Linked DNA regions of Homo sapiens: regions 2, 3 and 4 are each linked to region 1. A link is a contact called in ENCODE Hi-C or POLR2A ChIA-PET data. All regions are on one chromosome and are shown on one strand. The core of a region is the stretch at or near the end of the contact, and the rest is flanking DNA. Distances in the headings are between cores, read along the strand shown.

Region 1 (3,239 bases), core at 395-2,894:
AGTCGAATTAATCACTGTTTATTATTTATCCCTACACCTCTGGAATACAAACAGGAGCTACTTCTGGAATATAAACAGGAGAGAGATGACCTTGTCATCCTGTGTAATCTACAGTGCCTGGTGCATAGTAAATGCTCAAGGAATGTGAGGGTGCTCTGTCTACATAAGTATCCTCTGCAAAAACTACATTAACTGTATTCTTTGGCCTTAGCTCTTTCATCACTGACCTTTTGTACTACTTGGTTTTAGTTCACAATACCGAGGATTGTTTTTTTCATACTTTCACACATGAAACTTGCAAATTAAATGGAATCACAGCAAACTTCACTCAGACTTACTGTGAATATTTTCTATAATTTACTTTTCAATCATCAGCACTTAAAGTTTGGGGTCATAACCAAAATAAGGATTGATTTTGTTATCAAGAGCAACATAAGTAACATATCTGAGGAAAAATTATGATGTTAATCAGTTAATATGGTATCATATTAACCTCTACAGAAACTGTGAAGTTAAGAGCATAATTCTTAACTAGTCACGAGTCTGAGGCCAACTTCTCAAAGTAGCCTATAAGGCCTGTCCACAACACAAAACACAGTTTAACACCGTTATCAGCCTCTGCCCAGGTGTGCTCAGAGAACCTGCAGAAGAAATGTCCACTTCCAACATTATTAAATAGCACAGCATTTCATAATTACTTTCTTTTCTTCCAGATTCTGGGCAAGTTTTATATATTATATATAATTATAGTCAGAATACAACGATCTGAGGTAAACAAAAATTAACGTATACAGATAAGAGCCAAACAAATGTAAGAAATTTGTGGGAAAAAACACACAGCATTTGATCAGAAATGCAACTTTTTTTCTTTGTCTGAATTTAAAGAAAGTAACTAGAAAACAAGGTGGAGGAAATACTAGAAATATTTTATGTACGTTTAAAGGTTTTTATGTAAATTAATTAAAGGTGTATACTCAAAGAATGTCAAAGTATGTTAAAGTCATCAAGCCAAATTAAAAAAACAATACTACGATCCTCTGAATAAATAAACATACACGGTTCGCCTGCTACAGCCATACATTTTTCAGTTCCTCTATATTCGGGAAGTTTAGTGTGTTTTTCAATCCGTGAGTTGAAAAGAGGAAGAGGTCATTTGGTCGTGTCTGGATTCCTGAGCTGGGCCCCAGCCGGCTCTGGCGCCCTCCCCGGGGTGCGCTCCGCCAGCCGTGCGCCTCCGGAGCTCTGCCCAGGGGACCGCGGCGGGTGCGTGGCTGGGTAGGCCCACCTGACCACAGCCGCGCGCACCCGGAATGCGGAACGCGCCGCGCCCTTGCACCCGGCCGGGGGGCGTGGGGAGCCGCAGGCGCTCCGGGAGCTGGGGCAGTCCCGCCCTTCCTAGCCTCCCGAGTGCCTGCTGCAGAGCGCAGGGCGGCGGCCACCTGACCACGCGCACAAACAAGAAGGCGCAGCAGCCGCAGGGGCACCGCGCCTCCCTGTCGCCCGGCCAGGGAGCCCCCTCCCCAGGGTCCTCTTACCTGGACCTCCACGGCTCCCTCCTACACCTCCGACCGCCGTCACCCACCTACCCCGGAGCCCTCAGCTGCAATTCTCAGCTGATGGGCGGTGGCGTGGGGACGCCCAGTGCGCATGCCCGCAGCACAACTCAGGAAGAAGGCGGGGTTCACCCCTTTTCTATTGGCCCGCGGGGCTGAGTGACAGCGGCCCTCACCGCCCCTCCGGTTCCAAGCTAAGGAATGGGGGTATCAGCAAAATTGCAAGGGAGCTGTTCTTTGAAGCCTGACGTAGAGATGGTGAACGCCTCTTAGCCTGCGTGCAAAAAAGGACAGAATGGAGGACAGTTGTCTTCTTTATCTGGTGAAGCCAGCCTTCTTGCACGCGGGTCTTCACCCCGCCCCATTAGCTCTTGCCTGTCTTGTTTGCTAACCTTTAACTGCAGTAGATCGCGTTGACAGCTCTATCGAAAAATGCAAAGGCGAGTACACAATCCTAGCAGGAACAATGAAGGAATAAGTGAAGAGTCATCTCTGGGTGCTCACTTGTAAACAAGTTTTCCTAGTACATACAAGTCATTCTAAGCATTCCTGAAAAGCAGGGCGTAGTTTTCACAGGGTTTAAAACAAGCAGAGACAGTTCCAATGATAAATATGCAAATATATTGTAATTGTTAGATGAAAAGCATCAATTGCTACAAATGAAAGAAAGCCCTCTCCAAATTAATTAGAAGATAGATTGGCTTAGCCTTTGCCTATATTAAGGCAACACTATTTTCTAAAATGATTACCCGGATAGGTGATATCAAAAGTCCAGACGCACTTAGGTGGAAAAAAACAAAACCCAGGATAGAATTCTGATTGGAACTCACCAACACTAAGTGTGGAATGTTGTCTGCTTAAGAGAGATGGACAGAGAAAGAATAACCCTGAAAACGAGTAACCCACAAGATAGGAAATAAACCAGGAAAAGGTAAACTAGAGAATGAAGGAAAAAAGGAGGGAATTGTCCATGATGTCACCTGTTACACAAAGTTCAAGTAAATAAAGAACTGAAAGTAGTGCATTGTACTTGAGAATTAGGAAGTGGCTGGTGAACGTAGGAAGAAACATTTCAATCATTGAAGGAACACATGAAAGGATCTTACATCCATGTGAGGTTTAGTGCACTTTCCAAATACCCATTCATATTACCTTTGATAGAACTCTGGGCTCCGGGGAGGGAAGGTACAATGCACTACAGAAGAACCTGAGATTAAGTGGCCTCTTCAAGTTACCCTGATAGTTACTGACTATGCTGGGCCCAAAACTTAGCTGTCTGAGCCCTCATCTTGGGCTCATTCCAATTCCTTGTTTTAAAATATGTTATGAGTGGATTCCTTCCAGGTCTTTTGAAAACTTAGAATAAGATTTCATCCTTTGGTATTCAAATGGGAAAAAAAAGAATTATAGTCTAGACAAACTTGCAAAATTTAGAAGTATTAAGATAAATGAATTACTAAGAGTTCCTGACACAGTATTCCATCTGTGAATCTGGCTGCTACCAAGTTAAATTCAGCCAGGTGTCTTGAAAGTGGTAGGGCTTTAAAAGTCTCCTAATTTGATGAGTGATAATGTCACATCTCCCAAAATAAATCATTTCCATGTGCAGAAGTTACCTATGACTGAAAGCTTGTAATTTGGATTTTCAGAAATAGTAATTTGCGAGATTTGGGCCTTCTTGGAGAG
Region 2 (2,890 bases), core at 28-2,527, 2.8 Mb before region 1:
CCCCTATTCTCACCTGCTGGCATCAGCAGGAACCCAGCTCCCCGTCAAGACCCCCTCAGGTTCCTCCCCTCCACACAGATCTCTACTTCCTCAGGCCTTCCTGGAGTCCCAAGAAGTAGCTGACTTTTACCCAATTCCCAATCTGATGTCAGTTTTTAACACTTCCCAGTACTAAGCCCTTCCCAAGATAGAAAACCTACCTCTTCAAATCATAACATTTGCAGTTACAGTATCTTAGAGATGTCAGGAGTTAGAAGCCATGGACACCCTCTAGTTCAGTGGCTGTCAACCTTAACACACTTGTCTTTAACCTAATACCTATTTTATAATCTTCACCTTTATGATTCTGAAGTAAAGTTCAAGTAATTTATCTATACATAATCCTGTGTGTATGCATATGCCCTTTATGATAATATTAAGGAGAAATAAAGGAAAATAATTTAAAATAGGTTTCTCAATATGTGCCTGGACACTAACAGACATAAAATGAAGTGGTCAACTGTTTATTATATTTACCTATAGAATGAGTTCACATTTGGAAAAAAATAAGATCAGAAAACATTCTGCATGAGAAATACAAAAATTAAAAGGATAAAGGGACACGTGTGTTCATCTTCACAAATGAAGATGTGAATTAGGGCCAGGCGCAGTGGCTTATGCCTATAACCTCAGTGCTTTGGGAGGCTAAAGTGGGAAGACTGCTTGAGCCTGGGGGTTCAAGATCAGCCTGGGCAACAAAGCAAGACCTCATCTCTATAAAAAAAAATTAAAAATTACCCAGGTGCAGTGATGTGAGCCTATAGTTCTATTAATAGCTACTCGGGAGGCTGAGGTGGGAGGATTGCTTGAGCCCAGGAGCTAGAGGCTACAGTGAGCTATGATCGTTTACCTGCACTCCAGCCTGGGTAAACAGAGTAAGACTCTGTCTCTAAAAATAAAAAATAAAAAACTTGAGTTAGATTAAGCAGAGGTGAGACTGACTTGTACATGACATCTTCTCAGGAATGCCAAATAGGTCATTCTAGACACCAGACAATTCTTTGTTTGGCAAGTCTGTCCTGAAATTGTAGAATGTCTAACACAGCTGGAACCTGCCCTGCAAATGATGGGACAACATAAAACACCCCCACAAATTCTCAAAATACCCTTTAGAGGGCACTACTGAGAAGTACTGATCTAGTTCACCCCATTTTGCCTCTGAGAACACAGAAGTTCGGAGAGGTTAAGTGATTACAACACTCACAGCAGGAACAGGTCACAAACCATGACAAAGTGGGTTCCAGAAACCAGTCTCATATCACCACCCACACGTACACGCGCACACACACACGCTTCCTCTCCCCTTTCTTCTACTCCTGGCTCAGATTTTTCATCTATGTCCTCTGCAATCATCGCCATTCAAATTTAACCGTCTGTGTCCCTCTGACCCCACCCATCCCAGGTTCTTCTGAATTGTGTGTGCCAACCTTACTCTCCACGGTACATCAAGTCTCACTAATGTGGCCACAACCTTGGCCTTAACTCAGATCACAAAGATCTCTAACTTAGCACAGCCTCCTCACTGTCTCTGGGACCTTCCAGTTCCATCCCTTTATGTCAGTTCCTTCCTTCCCACTCCCAACTCAGCACCCAAGAGAACTCATTCAGCATTGCTCCCTCAACATTACCCATTATGTGTAACATGGGTCTTGGTTGACACCCACTGTTGGCTTTTTCCTTAGTCCTTACTACACAGAAGTGTGACGTATATTAAGTTCCATATCTACACAGGCTTGCAATACTTCCTACTCACCAAACACAGTACGATTCTATTCAGTGTAGTTCTAGTTGTTTAAACATTTTTTTCCAATGGCTGTCCCCAGTATGCTGAGCTAATGCCTAATTCAATCAACCTATAGGAAACAACTTTGCTTTTATAATAATTAGGCAATAAATAATGAGGATGCTCCTTCCAATAATGTCTTTGTTCATGCTCTATGGCTAAGAAGAATGCCCTCTTTCTCAAAAAACATATTTCCTTCAAAATCTGGTTCTTGTTAATATCCTCAGTAAAGCTTTCAAGACCTTAGCACATATTAATCTCTGAATTCTCAACTTATTAACAACGACAGACTTTCAGAGAAGAAAGAAATCTACAGATTACCTAGTCAAGTCATTTTATTTTACAGATGGAGAAACTGGAACTCAGAGAAGGGAGCAAGCAGTCTCCAGTGATATAACCAGTTGTCTGCAGAGAAAGCTGAAACATGGGTCTCTCCACTTCCTGCCCAGTTTCTTTTGAATACACCAATGACTCATTTCATAGCATTTACAGACCTTTCAAAAGATCAGAATTGTTTTTCTTTAAAAATATGCTTCTGCATAAATTTTAGAAAGATAAGTCTATTATGCTTCACAATGTCCTTCATCTAGTGCTTAAAAATGGAAATATTTTTGTTTGCTACGTATTTTCATACTACATGGAAATTAATACAAATATCCAGTTCCTATTTCCCTTGTTAATTTCTTTCTCATTTTTTTTTCCCCAAGTCAAAAGCCATCTGCAGCTTGCTTCCCAGGACAAAATAGTCATGCCAAAAAAAAAAAAAAAGTCTTAAATAGAGTAGCCAAATCAATGTCCCAAATGAAGGTTAAGTTGTACAGCATTTTGGTTTCAAACCAGGTTTATTTTAAAAGTGTTTTTTCTCTTTATAGGAAGGATAGAGTAAAGGAAATCACATTTCTAAGTGTGCCTGCATGCCTTAACTATTAGTCAACAATGATTCATACATTTTTAAGCTCTTATCTGTCTCAATGAAACTTCTCAGATCTCAACTATTTATATGGTAAATGCCTTGAATGATCAGAATGATCAGATTCAATTATTTCTATTCTTTTCATGCACTTATTT
Region 3 (2,913 bases), core at 334-2,833, 2.4 Mb after region 1:
GCAATTTAACTAGTTTTCCATGATAACTTATTTATGATACTTCTTTCATTCCATAATTTCTCTAACCACTTTTAGAAACTATTAATATTTTCATCAAAGCCCACATTAGGGGCTTATAAGTACCACAACTTTAATAGCTGCTGTTTATTATCTCTATATATTTCTCTCTTCAAACTTTGTTCTTTCAAGTATTACGGGCCAGCTCCTGGGTTCTAGATGCCAAGATTTGGTTATATGATTTTGGTCAAATTTCAGGAGTATATTCAGAGAACTTCAATGAAACCATGTTAGTTGGCCGGGGGTGTGGCTCATGCCTGTAATCCTAGCACTTCGGGAGGCTGAGGCAGGTGGATCACTTGAGGTGAGGAGCTCAAGACCAGCCTGGCCAACATGGTGAAACCCCGTGTCTACTAAAAATGCAAAAATTATGGCCGGGCATGGTGGCTCACGCCTGTAGCCCTAGCACTTTGGAATGCCGAGGTGGGCAGACTGCCTGAGCTCAGGAGTTCGAGACTAGCCTGGGCAACATGGTGAAAACCCGTCTCAACTAAAAATACAAAAAATTAGCCGGGCATGGTGGCACACGCCTCTAGTACCAGCTACTCGTGAGGCTGAGGCATGAGAATCGTTTGAGCCCAGGAGGTGGAGGTTGCAGTGAACCATGATCGTGCCACTGCACTCCAGCCTGGGCAATAGAGTGAGATACTGTTTCAAAAAAAAAATTAGTGGGGCGTGGTGGCACAAGCCTGTAATCCCAGGTACTCAGGAGGCTGAGGCAGGAGAATCACTTGAACCTGGGAGGCAGAGGTTGCAGTAAGCCGAGATTGGACCACTGCATTCCAGCCTGAAAGACAGAGCAAGACTGTCTCAAAAACAACATAAAACAAAAAACAAAAAAAAAGAAGAAAAGAAGGAAAACAAGAAACCACGTTAGTTGTTCTGTCATTTTTAGTTAATTTTTTCATTCTCACCTTATGTTGCTAATTCGACATAAAACTAATTTGAGAAAGGATAAAATAAGCTTCAAGCTATAACTGAAGCTTTATTTGCAAATAGTAAGCCAACATATCCAATAGTTCAGACGCTGTGACAATGTATCAGGATTCTAGGATCACCAGGCTGCCTTCACTTTGCATCTGAAACCCGGAGTGAGTGAACAGCAGCAGGGCCCTCCACTGAGAACACAAACACACCTGTGCTTCCTATTTATAGTCACCTGCTGACTAATAATACCCCCACAATGACTTTCCCGTCAAACTTCTTTACTGTAATGTTTTAACCTATGAAATTCCCACTGTAACATAAATGTGTTTATCCCAATCTGTCTGTAACTGGGTGTAAACTGGGAGGTGCTGGAACCAGTTCGCATCAGCTTGCAAGAGCTGGGTAGCATCTCTTCCCAAAGTATGTTCAATGATGTTACACTTTTGGTTTAAAATCAGCATGGTAAAAATATTTACACCACAGAAAATGGCAAACGCTACAAATCAGGGCTTCCTAGACCCCACCTCCACCAGAGCTGAGCTTTAAACATTGACCGGCACAGCACTGGATACATACATCTGTTATTGCTTAACACAAGAAACTTCATCCACACTCCTTCCTGTTCTAGATTGAGTGCACCTGGTGAAAACCACAAGGATGCTTGTCCATGAAGATTTAAAGGTACAGAGTTCACTTAGAGATTAGCAACGGGGACATATTCTATATCCTCACCCCATAAGGTATGCAGGAGGAGAAATTATGCCAAAGTATGCTAGAATCCATGTAACTGCTTTCAGTGTCCAGGATAAGAAATCAAACATCCTCTGAGCTATGACTGTGTCTTAGTCAGTGTCAGGTTCTAACTGAGGTCTGAGGGGAGTCAGTGGGTGAGTGGTGGGTAGCTGGAAAAACACTCGAGGAATCGTAGACAGTTTCGACATGGCTTTACTCTCCCTCTGGGCACGAGTGAGCCCAGGTGCAAGCTGTATGTACAGCATCAGTAGGGTAATTATACCTTGTACAGACAATAGTGGGTCCGAGCCAAGCACAAGCTCATGTGGGTGATCACCTAATGCGCCTCACATGGTGTGATTACATAATGTGTGGAGTTGTGCTCCTGTGCTCCAAACTTGCTCAGTCATGCTGGACTGGATATCTACCTTGGCCTATTCTTTTTTTTTTTTTTTTTTTTTTTTTTGAGACGGAGTCTCGCTCTGTCGCCCAGGCCGGACTGCGGACTGCAGTGGCGCAATCTCGGCTCACTGCAAGCTCCGCTTCCCGGGTTCACGCCATTCTCCTGCCTCAGCCTCCCGAGTAGCTGGGACTACAGGCGCCCGCCACCGCGCCCGGCTAATTTTTTGTATTTTTAGTAGAGACGGGGTTTCACCTTGTTAGCCAGGATGGTCTCGATCTCCTGACCTCATGATCCACCCGCCTCGGCCTCCCAAAGTGCTGGGATTACAGGCGTGAGCCACCGTGCCCGGCCTTTGGCCTATTCTTGACTGCAGCAAATCCATTTTCCTTACACTCCACCCCCTAGGCTGAGCGAGACATAGGCTTTGGACACACAGGTCTGACATATAGGCCTTACATTCCACCCTGTAGGCCAAGGGAGTTCTAGTGGGAGACATGCCTGCAGGGCAGAACCCTGGATCCAGAGGCCACAGCAGTACTACAGGGAGCAACAACTCCAGGTTATGGCGGGCAACCACCCCAAGGTGACGTTACCCCAATGCTGCTTTATACATTAAGCCAGGTTTTTATTTTCCTACCTTTAGGGGCATTGGGGCAGGCAACAACAGGTTACCTTTTGTCCCCACACGTGGTTGGAGAAGGTCATCCTTCCTCCTTCAGGTCTTTCCCTATGGCTTGGCCCCACATGGAATGGTGACTAACTAGCTACTTCTGTAACTTGCAGGTAGTTAACCA
Region 4 (2,934 bases), core at 394-2,893, 3.0 Mb after region 1:
CCAGGTTGGAGTGCAGTGGCACAATCTCAGCTCACTGCTGCCTCCGCCTCCTGGGTTCAAGCAATTCACCTGCCTCAGCCTCCCTGGTAGCTGGGACTACAGGTGTGGGCCATCACACCCAGCTAATTTTTGTATTTTTAGTAGAGATGGGGTTTCACCAACATTGGCCAGGCTGATACTGAACTCCTGACCTCAAGTGATCCACCCACTTTAGCCTCCCAAAGTGCTAGGATTACAGGCGTGACCCACTGCGCTCAGCCATCTCTAAATCTTAATATGTACTACAGCAAACATGATAGAATTAACGGCTAATATTTGATTAGTAACCTCTGCAAAAAATCAGATAGGACTTTAAAAGACACCTCTGATTCTTATATATTCCATTATTTTACAACTTCTCCCTCACAAACCCTTTCACAGGAGCGTCTAAGAGATATTACACAGGAAAATTAAATGGATTACATTTCATCTCATTTTATTTTACAGACAACCTGATTATCAGCCAATATGTGGCTCAATATCATTGGGAGAAAAAACTGAGAGGCTTGATAATTCGCTCCTTAACCAAATGTTATCGCAAGGGAAAAAAAGACAAACAAAAATCCTGTATACAAAATTCAATGAATAAATCAACAAGATTCTTCATAAGTAAACAAGATTCTAACTTCATAAATATTATTCCTCATAAACAAGATTCTAGGTATGGTTTAAAAACACTTTTGGTATTTGAATTTCTTTCAAGCATTCTTTAAAAAATTTCCCAGAGTACTCATAAGAAGCAATCTTCCTCCTAACGCCCAAGCAGTAACAGCAACTGTTAATGCAACAGGTGAAAAAATCGTTGGCATCTCTTTCTCAAAAGAAAGGGGAAAGCTTTATTTTCACAATAGATGTTTTTACAGGAATGCTAAACGCAGCACAACCTTTGATAAGGATTCTTAAATGGTCTACATTTTTGTTCTATTTTTATGCATCTCGAAACAACCCTATTAATATAATTTGGCTCTTATAAATATAACAAATTGATCACCTTTTCTCAGACATAATTAAGAAGGCTTTGACAGGTTGAAGATTCAGCCCCAGGTTGACACTCTAAAAGGAAATAAACACACTCAGTACACATCTGATTTAAAAGCATTTAAATAAGAATCGGGAGTAGGAAAGGCAAAGATTGAATTCTCTATCAGAGCACCATGCTCAACTCTCCGGGGACACGGAGACCAGTGAAAGAAGCGCAAAAGTACGGTGAGGACTCTCAGAAATCGCATTCCCCCGGGACACCCGGCCCACGCTCGTCGGTCACTACGCTATCAGCCTCCGCGCTCTCGGACTCCAGCAGCCCCGACACGCCGCCCAGGAGAGGGCCGGGCAGGCCGAGCACCCCGGCCCGCGCTCCCGCCACCAGCGCACCCATGATGTACTCACGGAGAGGGGTACGCAGAACCGCCCGTCCCGCCGGAGCCGACACCCGGAGCAGTGCAAATCAACTCCCCCAGCCTAGCGGCGCGTGCGCGAAGTGAGGCGGCCACGCAGCCACCTAACCCGCCAGCGACCCGTGTCCTGAAAGCAAGCCGCGGCTCTGTGCCGCAGTGCGGACAGCGCGCCGCCTGCTGACGTCAGCGCCTGCCTACGCCGCCGTTCCCATGGCGACCGATGCGTCCCGCGCTCTAGGCGAAGACCGCGGCCCCGTCCCCGCGCCTCCACCGCCTTCTTCCAGGAGGAGGGGCCGTGCGGCGCCTGCCCGGGGGCCCTCAGGCCGCAGGCGGGCGCGAGCTTCAGGGAACTTAGGGGGCTCCCGCCTCCCCGGCCACGCGAGCGGGAACAGTCTCCTCCACTCGGAGCGGTAAGGGACCCGGAAATGCGCGGGTGCCCCTACAGAGTCTTGAGTTTTCCCCGCCCTCACCTCCGAAAATGCTCTTTTCGCCTTAGAATTGTAGCTAGCGCAGGGAAAAACTGACTGGGCAAAGGAAAACTGGGGAGGCTGTCATGGAAGCCGCCCAGAATAAGAAAATGAATGAATGAGGCAAAGAAACAGATTTGTCACTCCCCACGCGATCGCGCCCACAAAAGAAAACATGGTTTTAAGGCGTGGAAAATGAAGTTGTACTACAGACAAAATTTTAAGAAAAAATTATCCACTGTTCCTTTAGAGCTATCTCCCTGTGTGTGAAAAACAAAACAAAAGTTAAAACGCCATCCTTTTCTACACCTAATGCTCCCTCCCACTTTTCTGATTTCTGCCACAGGCGCCATCTTCAGCTCTGAGTCACCAGGGCTGGAAAAATACTAGATGCGCTACTCGTGGACTCGTGAATACACTCGTGAATACAGGCCATTTCCTGTACCTACAGCCACCCGCTGTAAGCTGTTGCTTCATTTGTACAGTAAGAGTTTATGGAGGCCAGCTTTTCCATTCTTACTGACATTGCCACACCTTACAAACTATATGTCTTGTGCTTCCCTAAATCCTGTGAGGAAGCAACGAGAAAGATTACTAATCCAATGCGTACCGAACTGAGCTGTTCAACTTTCCGTTCTAAACATACTCTCCTAGATTTCTATCTTGCTGTAAGCCACCACAATCCTCCCAGTGTTTTAGTAAGAACAGTAGAGTATCCTAAATGCATCTTATGCCAAAGCATATCCATTCTCTCTTTTTAACTTCCTCAGATGGGCCCTTTACCAGTTCTCTGACTCCAGTTTGACTCTTAAATTCTCCACACTGCTATCAGAATGACCTGACTAAAAATGTAAATCGGATAATGGCACTCTCCTGCTGAAAATTTTTGAAAGGCAATCTGTAAGAGAAAATGATTACTTTGCCTAGGATACAAGATTCTCCATCTCCCTGACTAGTTTCATCTCTCGTTAGCTTCTTGTTCCAATTTTATGCAATATTGAATCATGTGTACCATGCAGTTTTATGCAACATTG

What was found. A loop is a pair of places that touch in the nucleus more often than their neighbours do. ChIA-PET counts read pairs that join two places held with the same protein, here RNA polymerase II (POLR2A). Pooled maps may share reads with other maps.
Region 2: a pooled map shows a loop between it and region 1 (2.3-fold over the local background). The contact joins the enhancer-like site here to the promoter of STX7 in region 1. A Hi-C loop is called at or near these places in 2 of 50 pooled maps.
Region 3: a loop to region 1 is called in a map with no recorded cell type, with 6 times the contacts of the local background. The contact joins the enhancer-like site here to the promoter of STX7 in region 1. A Hi-C loop is called at or near these places in 3 of 37 single-sample maps with no recorded cell type and 1 of 50 pooled maps. POLR2A ChIA-PET finds 5 or more read pairs at or near these places in 1 of 52 experiments (CD4-positive, alpha-beta T cell).
Region 4: a map of B cell shows a loop between it and region 1 (18-fold over the local background). The contact joins the promoter of AHI1-DT here to the promoter of STX7 in region 1. A Hi-C loop is called at or near these places in 2 of 168 maps with a recorded cell type or tissue (B cell and naive thymus-derived CD4-positive, alpha-beta T cell) and 9 of 50 pooled maps.

Annotation. Positions count from the first base shown.
Region 1 is chr6:132,511,472-132,514,710 of GRCh38, forward strand. It overlaps STX7 (syntaxin 7), which reads right to left and starts at 1,645. Exons shown (of 10, transcript NM_003569.3): 1 at 1,536-1,645. RefSeq lists enhancers at 893-1,394, 1,752-1,951 and a silencer at 1,112-1,601.
Region 2 is chr6:129,670,779-129,673,668 of GRCh38, forward strand. The region is part of intron 1 of ARHGAP18 (Rho GTPase activating protein 18); the gene reads right to left. Among named protein-coding and RNA genes, the nearest start is that of ARHGAP18, 38 kb to the right of the region's middle. RefSeq lists a silencer at 2,154-2,293. Within about 2 kb of position 1,278, at least 22 of the 41 ENCODE cell types and tissues checked have a DNase peak (open chromatin) inside an H3K27ac peak, as active enhancers do.
Region 3 is chr6:134,869,573-134,872,485 of GRCh38, forward strand. All of the region lies in intron 2 of LOC101928277 (a long non-coding RNA gene), which reads right to left. Among named protein-coding and RNA genes, the nearest start is that of ALDH8A1, 79 kb to the right of the region's middle. Within about 2 kb of position 1,584, at least 3 of the 41 ENCODE cell types and tissues checked have a DNase peak (open chromatin) inside an H3K27ac peak, as active enhancers do.
Region 4 is chr6:135,496,158-135,499,091 of GRCh38, forward strand. AHI1-DT (AHI1 divergent transcript) reads left to right here and starts at 1,644. Exons shown (of 6, transcript NR_152842.1): 1 at 1,644-1,843; 2 at 2,247-2,360. It overlaps AHI1 (Abelson helper integration site 1), which reads right to left and starts at 1,583. Exons shown (of 29, transcript NM_001134831.2): 1 at 1,426-1,583; 2 at 1,031-1,092. RefSeq lists silencers at 1,294-1,353, 1,704-1,923.